Regions from separate parts of the Homo sapiens genome. Here region 1 is linked to region 2. Evidence: chromatin loops called from intact Hi-C (ENCODE). Cell type or tissue: endothelial cell of umbilical vein. All regions are shown on one strand.

Region 1 (8,000 bases), 1.1 Mb before region 2:
CACCATCTTGGCTCACTGCATCCTCCGCCTCCCAGGTTCAAGCAATTATCCTGTCTCGGCCTCCTGAGTAGCGGGACTACAGGTGCATGCCATTACGGCTGGCTATAAATTATTTTATTTCTAAACATTACTTTACCAAAAGAGTAAGTTACACTGTGTCAAAAATTTTCAACTTTTATATAACGGCCATTATGACGTTTAATGTTTTCCTGGAGGATACCTATTTAAATCAGTTACATCCTAGCTTAATCTTCTGTGTGTGTGTGCATGTGTGTGTGTGTTTTGTTTACAATCCACACTAAAATCAAACCACTTCATTTCTCATTGATGTGTGATGGCTGTTCAGCCCATCTTACCTCTGATTCCTTTTCTAACACTAACTGTTTTCTCTGCCAAGTGATTTAGAAGCATAAACCTAGAAATCTAGACTCAGATTATGACCATTTGCAAGCCTAGTAACTTTGATAGTGGGACCCAGTGCACTAAATCAAAGCACAGAAGTGCAAGTTTTTGCCTGACTGGACAGAGAGTTTATAAATGCTACATAATCACAGTGCCAAAAGACAAAGATAAATGATTCAGTGTAAGCCAAATGTTATGTTTTGGTTTGTCTTGAATATAAATGCATGTCTGGGAGAGCCAGAATGGTCTGTTGGAAATAACTTCAAACAAAGACGTGAGCTTGAATCCCAGCTCTGTGTCACATTAAGTGTGAAGTTGTGGATAAAGCAATAGCGTGTCTGTAAATTTAAGATTCTCATCTGTACAAGAGAATAATAATGCTTTTTCCATATGATCGTTGAGAAGAGCAACTATCATAATGCCTGTAGATAGCACATATGCCCTTTGGCATGTAGTATGAAGATAACATGTCATTAAAATAATAGTTTCAGAAAAGAAAATATTTGACAATTATAGGTAAGTTAACCTTTAGGCAGGGGCAGAAATAAAGTCACAATAACCATTACAAAGTGAGCCCCTACTAATTCTCATGGAACTGTAGGTCACAGCTCCTTTTAAATTCTTCCACAGATACGTGTCACATCCATTTAGACATGTGTCATCTTCAATAAAATGGGCTTGCAGAGCCAGGCATTGAAACCCTGTCTCTTTCAGATGAAGGCCCAGAAGACATCAAAGTGGCTCCCTCTATAGGGCAACTCAATTCTGTGAGGATTCTTGACATTCATCCATGGAGCATTTGTATGGAAAGAATAAAGGAGCTGTACACCTCGAAGTTCTTAGTCTGGCTCCTTCCCCCCAAAATGGTCCATTGTCTTTGGATGAAATTTGTGTATCTTGACTCTCATCCTTTCAGTTCACTGTAGGGCACTCAGTCCCTTTTGTAAATGGACAGCAGCCAGTCTTTGCTTCAATGTCCTGGCATATATATATGTGTGTGTGTGTGTGTGTGTGTGTATATATATATATAAAATGGTTAATTATAACATCACTTTAATGACTTGATTATAAGGACTTTTCTATGAATTCTCCCTGCAACATAAGCATTTTCTCTCCTGAGGCATTAACAGCCATTCTTTATGAGATGTAACCAATATTTCTACACTTTGCTTTTTGCAGTGAGAGAGGAAGGCTGAGTTGTGATTTGTTGGGTCTACAGTCTAAGAATAACTATTTTTTAGTTTCCTCTCTTCCTGCTATATACATCAACAGTAAATTTCTCTAGAATTTGGTACTATATTTTTCCCTGGAATTCATTATACTTTCTTCTTTTCCTTGACTATTAATAATGTTCAGGTAAATCTTGTATTCAGTTGTAGACAAGATTCCCATAGTCTTTGTTTCTGATTTTTACCCCCACTGTATTGTATATGCTGACTTAAGCCATTGAACCAAACAATCCCACAATGTACAACAAGCTGGAGTTAGAAACAAGCAAGCCAGAGCTCCATGGAATCTCAGCTCACTGCAACCTCCACTTCCCTGGTTCAAGCGACTCTCCTGCCTCAGCCTCCAGAGTTGCTGGGATTACAGGTGCCCACCAATACGCCTGGCTAATTTTTGTATTTTTCATAGAGACAGGGTTTCACCACGTTGGCCAGGCTAGTCTCGAACTCCTGACCTCAGGTGATCCACCTGCCTTGGCCTCCCAAAGTGCTAGGATTACAGGCATGAGCCATCACACCAGGCCTTGTGTTTGCTTCTATTCAAATCTATTCATCTTGGACCTTTAATTTTCTTTTCTTATATACTCAATCCCACTTTTGTAATTGGAGTTGTTCCTTGCTAATTTTTTTTTCTGGCTTGACTTTGCTTCACTCATGGGATTCTTTTTAAGTATCTCTGCTCCCCCATTCTTTATTTTTTCCCCACATTCATTCAATAGCATTTATTCAACAATTATCTTGCTTTTCCTTTTGCCAATCTTGATGCTTGGCAACACAATGGAAATACAATAAAGAAGACAGGCACATTCTCATACTCTAGAGGATCATACTGATATTAATCCAATAGTCACACATATCAATGTAGATTTCTATAAAGACTTCTATAAAATAAAGAGAAATAATCCTAGGAGAATATTTAAGAGGTAAGCCTGACTTTGTCTGGGGGTATAAGAAAGTCTCTTCTAAGAAAGTAACTTTTAGGCTGAGATGGCAGACATTATCAATGTAAAGGGGGAGAAAGCATCCCAGGTGGATTATCCTGCCTTCTTCTACTTAGCTCTTTAAACAACCTCACTTGGCAGAGTGTCAGCTCCCTGGTATTTAAATCCCCATCTTTCCTAGCTGGGCATGCTAGGACATTATCGAATTCTTGCTTCTTTACCCTTGTTTAGTAGTCTTATTTACCCCCTTTGTTTATTGTATCTTGTCCTATTTTAATTTTTAGAAGTAGGCAGGGAATCAATAATGAAACACTTACTTTATATTTCAAATACTTGAGCCACAAACACCCATCCAATTCCAATATAACTGCCTCAAACTCTACCAATCAACATGTAAACACAGAGAGATCACTAACTTAGAGGATGAAAAGGTAAGAGAATGGAATGTTCATAATAACACTTGCTCCTCCCCGCTGAGTTCAAACGGCTGCTATTCTTTTGAATAAAACAACTTGCAGTCAAGTCTTTCCCTTCAGGCTAGGAGGGGGGAAAACATAGTATTTCTTATAACAAAATCTCATGACAAGGAAGCAATGAAAAGCCCACAGAATTTATTATCCTTTGGTAATGCATGTTTATATAGTTTATACATGAAACTAAACATTACTAATTGGGAGTAATTGAGGAAAACTCCATTTCACTTGAATTTCAAAACTTTTAAATAATGGAAGAATTCCAAAGAAATTCAATTTTACTATTTCAGATACTTTCAGTAACACAAACTACTGCTAAATCTCTGCCAAACTGATTTCCTGCCAGATTTAATAACTAAAGCATTCCCTTCCCTTATATTTGAATGTTTCTTTAAAATGTCCAGGGAGATAAGACAGTATGTTTTCCTCAAAAGGCTTGTAGTCTGGAAAGCAAATAGGCAAACAGGACGCAAGCACACGAACGGGTACAAAAGCCTGAGAAAGAAAGCTGCTGCCAGTGAGGAGCAGAGGCCGTTCTGTGGTGAGTCCAGAAAGAGACCTAAACTGCCTGGAGCCTTGAGCTTGTGGCGTGAGGCACAGTGCTTGCACATGAAGGCTTCATATCAGCCACAACTTCGTGATGAGAGAACACCGTGGGAAGTTTTAGGAGAGAGTCAGGAAGAGCCTCAGAACCTTCTAAGATTCAAAAATGCTAATTTTACAGATGAGAAAAGTTTGGGGATGAGCCTTAGAAATGAAGAAGAGTAAACAGGGGGGAAGAAAAAATTTCAAGTAGATAAAAGAACTGGAGCATAAATCAATAAACAAAACAAATGATGGGAATTATTCGATCTTTGAAGGAACAGGTCTTATTGGACAGATGTATTTGAAACACCTGTTATATTTAAACACCTTGACTTTGAGGGCTTCCTGTGCCTTTTTTTCATCTTTGTAATCTAACATGAACTATTGCAGTGAACTGAATGAGATAAGCCACCATTAACTGTATGTTAAATTGGATTGATTGAAAAGGTGTGTTGAGGTCACAGTGGAAAATTCTGATACCTGCCTTAGATTTGCAGCATTGCCAGACCATTGGGCTCTGTTTTCACTGTGGCATCAGCTACCATCATGTTCTGCAAATGGTTCATATTGACTGTGCCTAGACTGGTACAACCTGGCCTTTGAGGATGGCAACTAATAATATTCATTTATTCAGAAATAGTAATTGGACATCCACCATGTGGGCTTTTAACTAGTTGCTAGGATGAAACCAGTCAAAATAATAATTAAAATAATTCCAATATTTAACTTGTATCTGTCAGAAAATCTTAATTATATTAAAATAAACTCAACAACACTCCTCTCTTTTCCTTCCTTCACAACCTCCTCTCACCTCAGGCTAATGAGAGCCCCTCACTCAAAGCTCTGCTCATCCCTGCAGCCCATCCTTCACTGCATCATCGCTGCTCTTTATCCCTACTTCTCCCGACCCTCTCAGCTTTGTACTACATAGATCAATTTAGTTTTCTTATCTTTCACTTTTTTCCCTTTTCTCAAGCCCCACCTTCCTCTGCTCAGTTTTAAAGATATCTCAAAATTCTAAATTCCATTTTTGCAGGAAGCTATAGACCTTAGAGAGTGGGGAAGGCAAAATCAAGCTAGCAAAAAAAACAAAAACAAAAAGCATTGTCTTGAGAGACTGGGAAGAGTGTGGAGAGGCCAGAGCATTATAATTCCCTCTCTCCCTCCTTCCCTTCCTTCTTTCTATCTGTATACGTTTTACCATATCATAATCTTCTCCCGGTCAGTCTTTGCTCTGTCTCTCTCTCTCTCTCTCTCTCTCTCACACACACACACACACACACACACACAAACACACACAAACACACACACACACTCCAAAATACAATGTGGCTCCCAGAAGTTACAATTATTTCTAATGATAGCACACCTCCTTAGAGGAATATAAATATTCTTAGGTGCCTTTGAAAATATTACCAGATGTAGCCTGTTTATGATCTTCTAAATATCTTTTCTCACAACTGGAAATTGGTGGATGAATGACTCTCTGCAGAAGAAACACACCATCAGCAACCCCACTAAGAATCTCTGTGCATTCACTTGCTAAAGGGTATGTGCTTACCAGATGACAACCCTCCCAGTTTCCAGCTGCCACTAGATGTCTCTCCTAGCCAATATTGAAACCCAACCACACTTCCCATCCTTCCTGGGGTCTCTGATGTGTAAATAGATAGATACTCTGGGGTGCCTGCCCAGCCCCACCACAGTGTTAGCAAATTAGAGGGGCCTATTTCCAACCTGGGAATGATCCTGTCTCTGGACATCTGTGTGTCTCTGATGGAGATTAAGGAACCAGTTTACTCACAGTGAATCAGTCATGGCTTCTTGGTGGCTTTTCAGAAACACATTTTAGCTGTCTTATCCCAGCCATCCTATCTCCTCACAGGGCTTCCGGTCTGAACTTCATTAGTCATCCCTACTTTCAAGTCACCATATCTTTCTTTGTCCGCTGTCTGGCTTGTTTTCATCAATGGGAAAACTGAGGGGCTCTGCAGAGTAATAATGTAATCCAAGGTAGTTAATTGAATGCTGTAATAGACACCTGACGGTGACCCCCAATGAGTCACAGCATTGTATAATCCTCCTGCTTTGTATGCTGTGGAAACTGTGACTTACTTCTAATAATATACTATGGCAAAAGAGATAGGATATCATTTCCATAATTATATTATTTGGTAAAGATGAAAGGATTTTTCAAGGTAATTCAAATTCCTAATCCACTGATTTTGAGGTAATTAAAAGGGAGATTATCCTGGGTGGGCCTGACTTAATCAGATGAGCTCTTTTAAAGAGGATCCAGACCTTCCATGAAGTTAAAGGTTCTAAGGAACATAAACTCTCATTCTCATTCTCTCTCCTTTTCTCTCTCCTTACCTCCCTTCCTCTCACCATTCCTCTGAAATCTGCCAACAACCTAAGCAAGCTTAGATGTGGATCCTTCCATGGTGAAACCTCCAAATGGGAACATACTCTGGCCAACACCTTGACCTGAACCTTGTAAATTTCTGAGCTCAGGAAAGTTAATCTGTGCACAGACTCATGATCCACAGAAATTGTGAGATAAGAAATGAGGGCTGTTATAAGCCACTACATTTGTGGTAATTCATTATGTAAAAAAAGTTAATTATTGATATTAAATGCACCCAAATCTATTCAATTAACTGCTTATGAGTAACCAGGAGTCTTTCTTCTGCACACCATTGCATCTTTATGTGCTCCCAGTATTTTTCTAGTCTTAAGTACAAAAATCAAGCATGCTTACCCTCATTGCTATGATACAGATTTATTTTTTAATTTTGGTGTAAGAACCCCATCAGTATCATACATTCATTTCAGTATTCTTCAAAGAAATATCGGCTATATGGTCCCTTAAATGTTTTGTACATAATCAATGACATTTCTTTATCTCTAACCCTCTTTATCATTGTCTTATGGATTAGACAACTTTTTGGGGTTTTTGGAAGTAACTTAATACCTGCAATAAAACTATTGTTTTTTTTTCATAACTTTGTATGTAGGCTATCTCAGTCATTCTCCAGGTTTTAAGTGGGGCTCAGCTGTTCTTCTTCTGGGACCACCTACTTGGCTGTGCTCATCTCAGCAGGGCTGCAGGAGATCCAGAAGACATATGGATGTCCCTCAACATCTCCACTCAGAGCTGACACAAGGTAACTGTTGTCCACATTCCATTTCTCAGAGCAAGTACCCAACCAAATCCAAAGTAAGCAGACAGAAGTTTTCTCCATTCCACAGATGTGGGGGGTGGGGGGGAGGAATACATTTGTTAATAATACAATTTGGTATATTCCTGTGGTATCGGGTTGTGTTTCAACTCTTGGCCTACTTTCTATCATTGAAGTCTTAACTTTAAGTGTACAGGTAACCTGTACCATCATTGTTCCAGAGTCTGTCTGATGGATCATGCAATTTTGATCATGGAAGCAAAAACAAATGTCTTAAACAATTCAGGTAGGACATAACTTCTCTCAATATTCATGTGATATCAATTGGTATCTGTGGCAGTTAGGAGAAAAATAAAACAAAACAAATCACAAGCTCCAAATTGGTATGTCATGATGGATAGGTACTTTGCTGAGTTTTGCTCAAGCTAGAGATCATGCATAGGTTTGTGTTTCTTGTGAAAAATTTGATAATTGACTAGAGTCTTCTTTCAAATGATGAAAATCTTACTAGGATATCATCCTCTTGAAAACTCTTCAGCGTTCCTGTATAATTCCTGATTTGATGGACTCTTCCTCATCAGTTCCATTGTTCCAACAGCTTGGCAGTAAGGATGAAAATACACTTTTGACTCACATTTTTAGTGATGACTTTCATCCTGACTGAGTATGGCTGGGTGCTGGAGCTGAAATGCAAAATCCTGGATGGTAGCCCTCTAACATATTACCCCAAAAAACCAAAAGGATGACTCAACCCCGGAATGATGTTATTTTGAAGAAACACAGTTTGCCAGCCAAATGTATTTTAAGAAACATCCAATTATTTACTTTTGCTTCTCAAAGAACATCAGAGGAATTTCCTATATTAACTTTGGTCACAGAAACTTTTCTGAAACCATCTTCCCGTCTATCTTCTGAACAACCCTCAGATGGTTTTGTTCAATTCACTTCAACCCACGGTATACAAGCCAGCACTACATTCTCATGTCTTATGGCCCCTTCTGTTATGCAGATTTGTCTTCTCTTGCAGGAAATAGCATCCTTGTCCTTCCTGCAAGAATGGAGGGGAAGAAATTGGGAGCAAATCAGGCTACAGGTACATAAGTCTTTTAGCTGATTTGGGGGGCGGGGCAGGAATCTGCAAACACACTTATATTCACAATTTTTAGTCCTCAGCACAGAGTCTTATTAAGG
Region 2 (8,000 bases):
CTCCAGGCTCCTCAGGGACCTGATGTACCCTCACCCATCACCCTCACTCCATCTCACCAGGGACCTGTCTTCCTGTTCAGTCCAGTGCTGTCATGTTCTTTCCCTCTTAAGGATTCCAAAATGGACTGGTTAAAATATGCATGCTGAGTTGTGGGTGACAAATAGTAATGTATGAGCTTGCGGGAGGAAAGACTGAAGTTCTGTTCAGGTCAGCTCTGGGTCCCCTTGGGGGAGGAAAAACTGAAGTTCTGTTCAGGTCAGCTCTGGGTCCTGAGGTGACTGCACTGGGACCCCGGCCCCTCACACAGTCTCAAGTGTAATGACAATACCAATAATGAGAACAGGCCACATGAGATCCAACACACATGGGTACTAGCCAGAGGTCTCACAGAGGCACAGGCGAAACCCACATGCGTGTGAACACGAGCTGGTTAAATATCCAAACCCTCGACAGCTACTGGTGTGCATGCTTGATGGTGCCACAAAGGGAATAACTACAGAAAATGACTTCTAGGTAATAGGTAGCAAGTTCAGAGCTGTTCTATTTCCATCTGAAGCAAGGCCGCCTATAAAACCCTTCACACGCCAGCAGCTCAGAAAGAGGAAGGCATTTGTAACAGGCAGCTGCTGTGGCCATTCATTGCTGAGGGTGTACAGACAAAAAGCCTCCTCCGTGGCCTGAATCTCTGCAGCAAAAAATAGCCACAGAGAATGCTGGGCCTGCAGAAATGCAGTTCATGACAAAACACAGGCATGGGGACCAAGCGGCAGCCGGTGCTGGCCCACAACCAAGTTCTACACAGTCCTCCCACTTTCGCCTCAGATCCCTCTAGTCTCAGGGGAAATCCTTCCTGCAGGTTTGTCCCAGTTGCTCATCTTGTCTGCCTCAAATTCCTTCTCTCCTTTGAGGCTAAGACCTTGGAAAGTAAATCCATAAAGACTTGCTATTTCCACTGTCAGCTCTTCCTCATCCCTGGAGATCAGAGTCCAAGCATCAGCTTAGATGGAGGAAGGGAAGAAAAGAAAGCAGGTTGCCCATATCAAACATTACACCCATGAAGACTCTGACATGCCTCAGGAGGCCTGGATCCTCCCTTGTTCTGCCATTGATCCTCCTTGTGGCCTGGGTCAACCCCTTCCCTCTCTGATCCCTGGGTTCATCTGCTCGTACTCCACAGAGGCAGAGTTCACAGTTCCCTCCCAAATACATATGTGTCCTTAAGGCCAGGAACTATGTACTTTGGAAGATGATGCAAAATTAACGTGTGCTTAATGAAAAAAGTTACTGCTTTTTGAATAGTTCTAAATACTATAGGTATAAGTAACTGTTCCAAATGTATTGCACACATTGCTCAGTTAATTCTCATAGCATCTTGTGAGAAAGGTACTAATTTTGTTTTCGGTTTAGAAAACAGGAAGCAGGAATTTGAGACACAGAGAAGGCAAGTCACTTGCCCAAGGTCACGCAGCTTGGAGTGGTGGAATCATGACTCAAATTCAGGCAGTCTAGTGCAGGGCTACTCTTCACTGCCAGGGCTCTGCCGTTTCTGGAGACACATCCCACCACAGTGGGAATGCAGTAATATGCGGATGTCATTCAGTGCCAGCCTCCCCAGCTGCCCACCTCTCAGCTCCCTCAGACCAATGCAAATCAGGTGACTACAGGGTGGAAAAAAGACTAGGGCTGGGGCCCAGCCGGGCACATGGACACAGATATGCTGGTTGTGAAATTGATGAAATACTTCCAAGCTGGCTGACAAAAAGTCACTGCCCCAATCCACCTACCTGCTGGCCTGGCTGCCAAGCCCCTCCCTACTCCCTGCTCAGGATCCAGCCATTAAAGGGATGACCCTTGGCTTTAGATGGGGCCTCCAGGAGGCACCTACCTATGTGGCAGCTGCAGCCCACAGAGGTTGCTGCAGTGTGTCTGTCAGCCCCGCCCTGGCCCATGGCTCTTCCCAAGTCTGTCAGGTGTTCAGGGGTGACTACGGGGACTGGAGCCTCCAGTGTCCAGCTGAGCCTCTTTCCCTGCCCTCTCTGTGTGGGACCTGACTCCTGGCCAGCTCTGGCCTTTGGTCCCTGGTTTTCCCCCCAGGCTGGTGGTTGGCTGTGCTCCTGGGTGGCATGGTTCCTGCCTGTCCTTCCCTTGGAGCTAGACTCTATTCCTATTTCCCTTGCACGGATCCCGACGCGTAGCCCAGTCTGCCACTGGCACCCCCAGCTGAAGCCACAGCACTCACATCTCTCCCTTTCTTCTCCCCGACACATTGGCCCTTCCAAATTGCCTGGAGTTTCAGGCCTGGTGGCGTAAAGAGCAGCTCTCTCTCTCTGGGAAGGGGATGGGTATCCCTGTGGCCCTTGATTGGTGCCCTCCATCCACCAATATAGGCTGCCCCACTCCTCACTCCCTGCTAGAAGCTCTTTCCCCCATTTAAATCCCATTCGGCATTATTGGAAATCTACTGCATGCCCTGCATTAGTGTGACGTGACTTAGTTGAGAAAATTGCTGTATGCTCAGCTGATGGTAATAACAACCACTTAGCTCTAATAACTGCCTGTCAGACGCTGTCCCTAAGTGCTTTATATTTATTAAGTTAATCCTTACAGTAAACCCATGAGATAAGAATTGTTACCATCTCCATCTTACTGAAGAGGGCTCTGAGACACAGAGAGGTTAAGAAACTCACTGTATCACACAGCAAGTCATAGAAGTGTCTAGATTCAGATCCAGCCCCTGTACCTGCAACTGCCACACTATGGCTGACATGCTACCGTACAAAGGGATGACTATCAGGACAGGAAAGACCTTAGACATACCAATTCAAGTCCAAACAGGAATATTTAAGAAAATGTTTACAATTAATTGGTTTATCCCAAGACTTCCACATCTCAGGGGCAGCTTTGGAGCAAATGAAACTGACCAGCTGCTGGGGAACAGGCCCAGGTTTCCAGGGAGAATCTTCCTTTTTTGGCTACTAGGGGGCTTTCGCCCTGTTCCAGGGAGAGTTCCAGGCTGCTTGGGAGCAGAGCATTCTGGCTGGCCCCAGCCTTGCCCACCAGCCACCCCTGCCTGCCAGCAAGCCCAGGGCCACGCGGCAGCTTTATTCTCTCCAGCAGATGTGTGCGTAGAGGCCGTTTTCTAGGTGAGGACAAACACCCTGTTTCCCAGTCCCCCGGAGAGAAGATGCCGTGCTGGACAGGAGCCCTAGCAGTGCAGAGTCCCCTGCTGGGGACATGCAATTTGGGAAGAAGCCTAGGGCAGACGGTTTCTCCAGCCTCAGCCTGCTCTCCTCGGATACTCAGCTGCGCGGCGCCACCTGCTGGACAGACCGAAAGTCTCCTCTTTGGCGATGGCACCAGCAACCCTGGGCTTCCCTGAGGCCACCTCCCCTGGTCCCCCTCAAGTTCCTCCAACCCTAACCCTGGCCAGCAGGAAGGGGAGATCTTCGCCTTCCAAAGAAAGCTTGTGCCGTGGGCACTGGTCTCCGCATCTGGACATTTCACAGGATCAATCAGTAGCAGGATTGTTCATTTATTTATCTGCATTACTTGTCTTTGTTCTGATTCTCAGGGCTCTGACTTCTCCCAGGTCACTCTCATGTCACTCCTTGCTTAGGGATGCTAATTCTTTAAACTCTTTGAGCCTCAGTTTCCCCATCTATCAGGATGGTGCAGGGCTGTTATGAACAAGAGAAAGTGCCGACCTAGGTTATTGCACACCTGCCTAGATAGAGCCAGGTGCTGGGCTCACAGCATGGTGGCCCCGGGTGTCTGTAGATGTTCTCAAGCGCTCAGATGTTGCTAGAACATACCATTTCCTCTGGACAGGGTGTATATAAGCACTGAGCCCTTTTGAGATGAGGGTTCTGGACAGTTCCCGAACCCTCCTACCCATGGGATTCGAAGAGTGTGAGACTCAAATCAAAGCCCCAGCAAAATAACAAATTCCTACATAACAGTAACTCTCAGAGGAGTAAAATCAATAATATTCACATATTTTAACTCTCAGGAGTAAAATCAATAATATTCACATATTTAACACATATTTATTCACAGTTATTATACCTGAAATGCCCAGGTCTATTCTATTTCACTTAATAAATGTTATTTTTTCCTCTTTTTTGCTCCTTGTTCCCTCTAAGCCTATTCTTTCTTATCTGTTATGGGCTGAATTCATGTTTCATATGTTTTAATATGTGGATATGTGGAGATGAGGCATTTAAAGAGGTGATTAAGTTAAAATGAGGCCATTAGGATGTGCCTTAATCCAATATGACTAGTGTCTTAAAAGAGGAGGAAATGTGAGCACACAGAGACACCAGGGGTGTGTGTGCACAGAGAGAACCATGTGAGGACACAGGGAGAAGGGCTTCTGCAGGCCAACAGAGGCCCCAGGAGAAACCAACCCTGCTGACATCTTGATCACAGACTTCCAGTCTCCAGACCCATGAGAAAATAAATTTGTTATTTAAACCACCTAGTCTGTGGTGTTTTGTTATGGCAGCCCTGGCAAACTAATCTATCATCTTAGTATAATAAAGTCAGTTGCTGCTCAATGAAACAGGACTTTAGCCTACATGGAGGTCAGACAGGAAGCATGATTTTATAATAAAATCATGGGCCTGGATGTGGACTCACACTCACAGAGGGCAGAGCCTGGCATGAACCCACACATCTGGCTTCTCACCACAGTTCCAGGCACAGTGCTGGTCATTGGACCAAGTGGAATTGAATCGTCTACATTGCACAGTCTGGCAGGACCTGCCTGAGGCCCCTGCAAGGTCCCTGCTTGGATTTCTGCTTCTCTTCATCCTTGATAGAGAGTCACCAATTCCCCCTTGCAGAGAAAACTACTCATAAACCACAGTGCAGGGGTCAGGGAAGGGCAGGGTCATGTCTCTGTGGGGCTCTAAAGAGAGGCTGCAGTTTATGACTGTGTGAGATGTTTACAACAGACACATTTGTTTCTCAAACTGCTCTGGGGTTGCTGAAGTGAATTTCCTCTAAAGCTGGAAAGTGCCCATCCATCTGCTTGATGCAGCTTCTCTGGAGGCAAAGAGCAGAGACTCCGCAGCTGCAGTGGATTCCTAGCTGGAGAGGGAGGGCTGATCAATCAAGCCACAACTGGGATGGGTGCTGCAGGTGTCCCTCTACAGGTAAAGTGGCCATTTCTCTGAACCAAAATGCTATTAATTTTTTTAAAAAGGATAAAAAGAGGAAGGAAGGAGGGAAGGAAGGAAAGAGGGAGGGAAGGAAGTAAAGAAGGGAGGGAGGGAGGGGAGTCAGTTCTGAAATGTGAACTTATTTATATAGTTTACCAAAGATTTATAAAATCAATCATATTTTCAGTTTTAATACATTTTGTATTGAAAATAGTATAATTTCATTAAAACATACCAAAATCATTCAAAATCATATCTCATTTAAATCAAGAGTGCCAGGTCTGAGTGTATTAGTCCGTTCTCACACTGCTATGAAGAAATACCCGAGACTGGGTAATTTATAAAGAAAAGAGGTTTAACTGACTGACAGTTCCGCATTGCTGGAGAGGCCTCAGAAAACTTACAATCATGGCGGAAGGCAAAGAAGAGGCAGGCACCTTCTTCACGGGGCAGCAGGTCAGAACGAGGGCAAGCAGGGGAAATGCCAGATGCTTATAAAGCCATCAGACTCTCGTGAGATGAGAAGAGCATGGAGGAGACCACACCTATGATTCAATTACCTCCACCTGGTCCCGCCCTTGACCTGTGATGAGATTTTGGGTGGGGACACAGCCAAACCCTATCACTCAGCTTGAGCCTAAGCTGCATCCAGACCTATTTTGAAGACAGTGAACAGAGGAACAGGGGCTCCTCCTGGGCAGAGAGGGAACCAGGCAGAACAAGCTTGACCCAGGAACAGAGACGGTGCCCAGGGACCCAAGAGGGGTGATCACAAAGACACTGAGGAATCTGTCCTCAGGCCAGCCAATTCCTAAAGGGAACAAAAATTAAATCAGGTAGCAGCAGCCTTTCCCTTAAAAACGCAAAGACCCAGGCGTGGGCAGCACCTAGTTTGTCCTGAGGAGGCAGGTTAGACTCCAAGTATGAATGGATTTGTTTTCTGTGTACTTCCTCTCCCTTCTCACAGGTGCCCTGGGCCACCCCAAGCTGAAACAAGACTCCAAGACACAGATACTGACCTAGGTAAAACATGACCTGCAATGTGTTTTTACCAGGGCAAGTGCTTTTATTTGGTGACAGGGACAGAAAAGGAAAGTGAGGAAGGAGAAAAGTCTTTGCAGTGGGGAGAGGAAGAAAGACCAGGATGCAAAAGGATCGGGGCCCCCAGTGAAAGGGACCAAGCACAAGCTGTGCTGGAGGGCAACGCCCTCATCAACTCCATCCTGCAGCCAACAGCCTCAAATCAGTGTAAACCCCTGTGAACAAATGGTGGGGACTTGGACAACATTGATGGGGATGGGAACACAAAGAGAAAGCCTTGTCCCGGACCAACCGACATGGAATGTCCCTACAATCCAGGGCAATGGTGGGCCCAGTCCCAGTGTCAGTATCATATAGCCCTGGGAGCCAGCAGCAGAGGCAGCACCCATGCCATCGTGCTACAGTGCACTGCAGTGCCGGCCAGCATCAGGAGGCCCTCAGAGCACTAAGCAGGGTACCTGGCAGAAACCTACGGCCCCTGGTAGGAGAGGCTATTATGGTGAGAGCTGGAAGAAGCAGAGAAGCAGGAGGCTCTGGCAGAGGCAGCCACACAGCAGAAAATGGCCAGAAGCAGAGTCGCTTGTGAGCACGTGGGAGAGACACCCTGGAACTCCCAGGAGTGCCTGGACTAAGGAGGGAGGTCCAGGCCTGTGTAAGCCATGCAGACGGCTCCTGGCAGTGTAACCCCATTTGTGCCTCCAACCAGACTGGTGAGGACGGAACACCCTGGGAATAGAACTGGTCTAAGACATGGCTGAAAATGCAGCTCCCCGTTTGGGAAAACCCATCTGCCAAGGTTACGACAGATCTGATGGCAGGGAAACACAATAGCAGGCACATCATAAACTATGCAAATGAAAAAGCAATGTGCAATTTTTAATTCTAGGAAAATGAAAAGATGTACAAGAAGGAAAATGCAATTATAGCACCAACTTGACCCGCAGTGAACAATGTTTTTAATTAAGTTGAGAGGACCTGGGTGGATGAGGAGACTGAAATGAGATGGGGGCAGGAAATAGGCGAGCTGAGTCCACGTCAACCTGATGAGAAGTCAGTAGATAATTGCCAAAAACTGATAAGTTAAGAAGCAGCCGTCAAAACTTGTAATTCAGGGAAACAAAAAATGAACAGTAGAAGAAATAGCTAGAGAATTGAGAGAGGTTGTGTCCAGGGAGCAGGACTGAGTATGATGGGAGAGGGGGCAGCAGGGGCCTGTGAGGCCCTGTGTTCAGCTCTCAGAGTGATCTTGGACTTGTGAACTCCACGCTCTGGGTCTCAGCTTCCCCATTTTTATTATGATGGTGCTGTCGAAGTGACCACTGGTGGCTCACCAGCTCTGCAGTTGCAGGGCTCTGGGCAGGTGGTTATGTGGATGTATGCACAGTGGGTACTGCATGTGAGAATAAACACATTTTTCATGATCATAGTAACTGGGCTGTCACACAGCTGGGCCAGACCAGCCTCAGCACACATCTCAGAATGGCCTTCACACTCAGACACGCATGTGGTTTACTCAGTGCAGCCTGGGCCCTTCCTCAACTCAGCTGAAGAAAACTGTCCTGTCTCCAAGGCCAGCCTCAACCCACCTGCTCCGAGGCTGAGGGCCTGGCCACAGGAAGGCACCTCTGAAAGGGCATCTTGTTCCTACTGGAGTCAGGGAGCCACACTTGGCATGGGTTGCTCTTTACTGCAGGTGTAGACAATCATCCCAGCAGAGGGCACCCCCAGCACCCGAGGCCTCCCCGACCCCATCCTCCATATCCCATCCCTGCAAACGTGCCATGTTAGCCTCTGTC

Evidence for each region. Peaks named below come from ENCODE experiments on the same cell type or tissue, not always from the same donor. Only the 100,000 strongest peaks of a DNase experiment are listed, where the experiment ranks them.
Region 1: it touches region 2 in a loop (7-fold over the local background); 6 of 110 quality-filtered maps call a loop at or near these places.

The regions. Positions count from the first base shown.
Region 1 is chr10:81,836,388-81,844,387 of GRCh38, reverse strand. No RefSeq gene overlaps it. Among named protein-coding and RNA genes, the nearest start is that of NRG3, 35 kb to the left of the region's middle. In endothelial cell of umbilical vein, a CTCF peak has its summit at 1,149 (motif pointing left); a DNase peak (open chromatin) is centred at 3,467; H3K27me3 peaks cover 318 bases.
Region 2 is chr10:80,695,014-80,703,013 of GRCh38, reverse strand. No RefSeq gene overlaps it. Among named protein-coding and RNA genes, the nearest start is that of LINC02655, 49 kb to the right of the region's middle. RefSeq lists enhancers at 3,008-3,267, 3,074-3,599. In endothelial cell of umbilical vein, a CTCF peak has its summit at 3,332 (motif pointing left); a DNase peak (open chromatin) is centred at 3,293.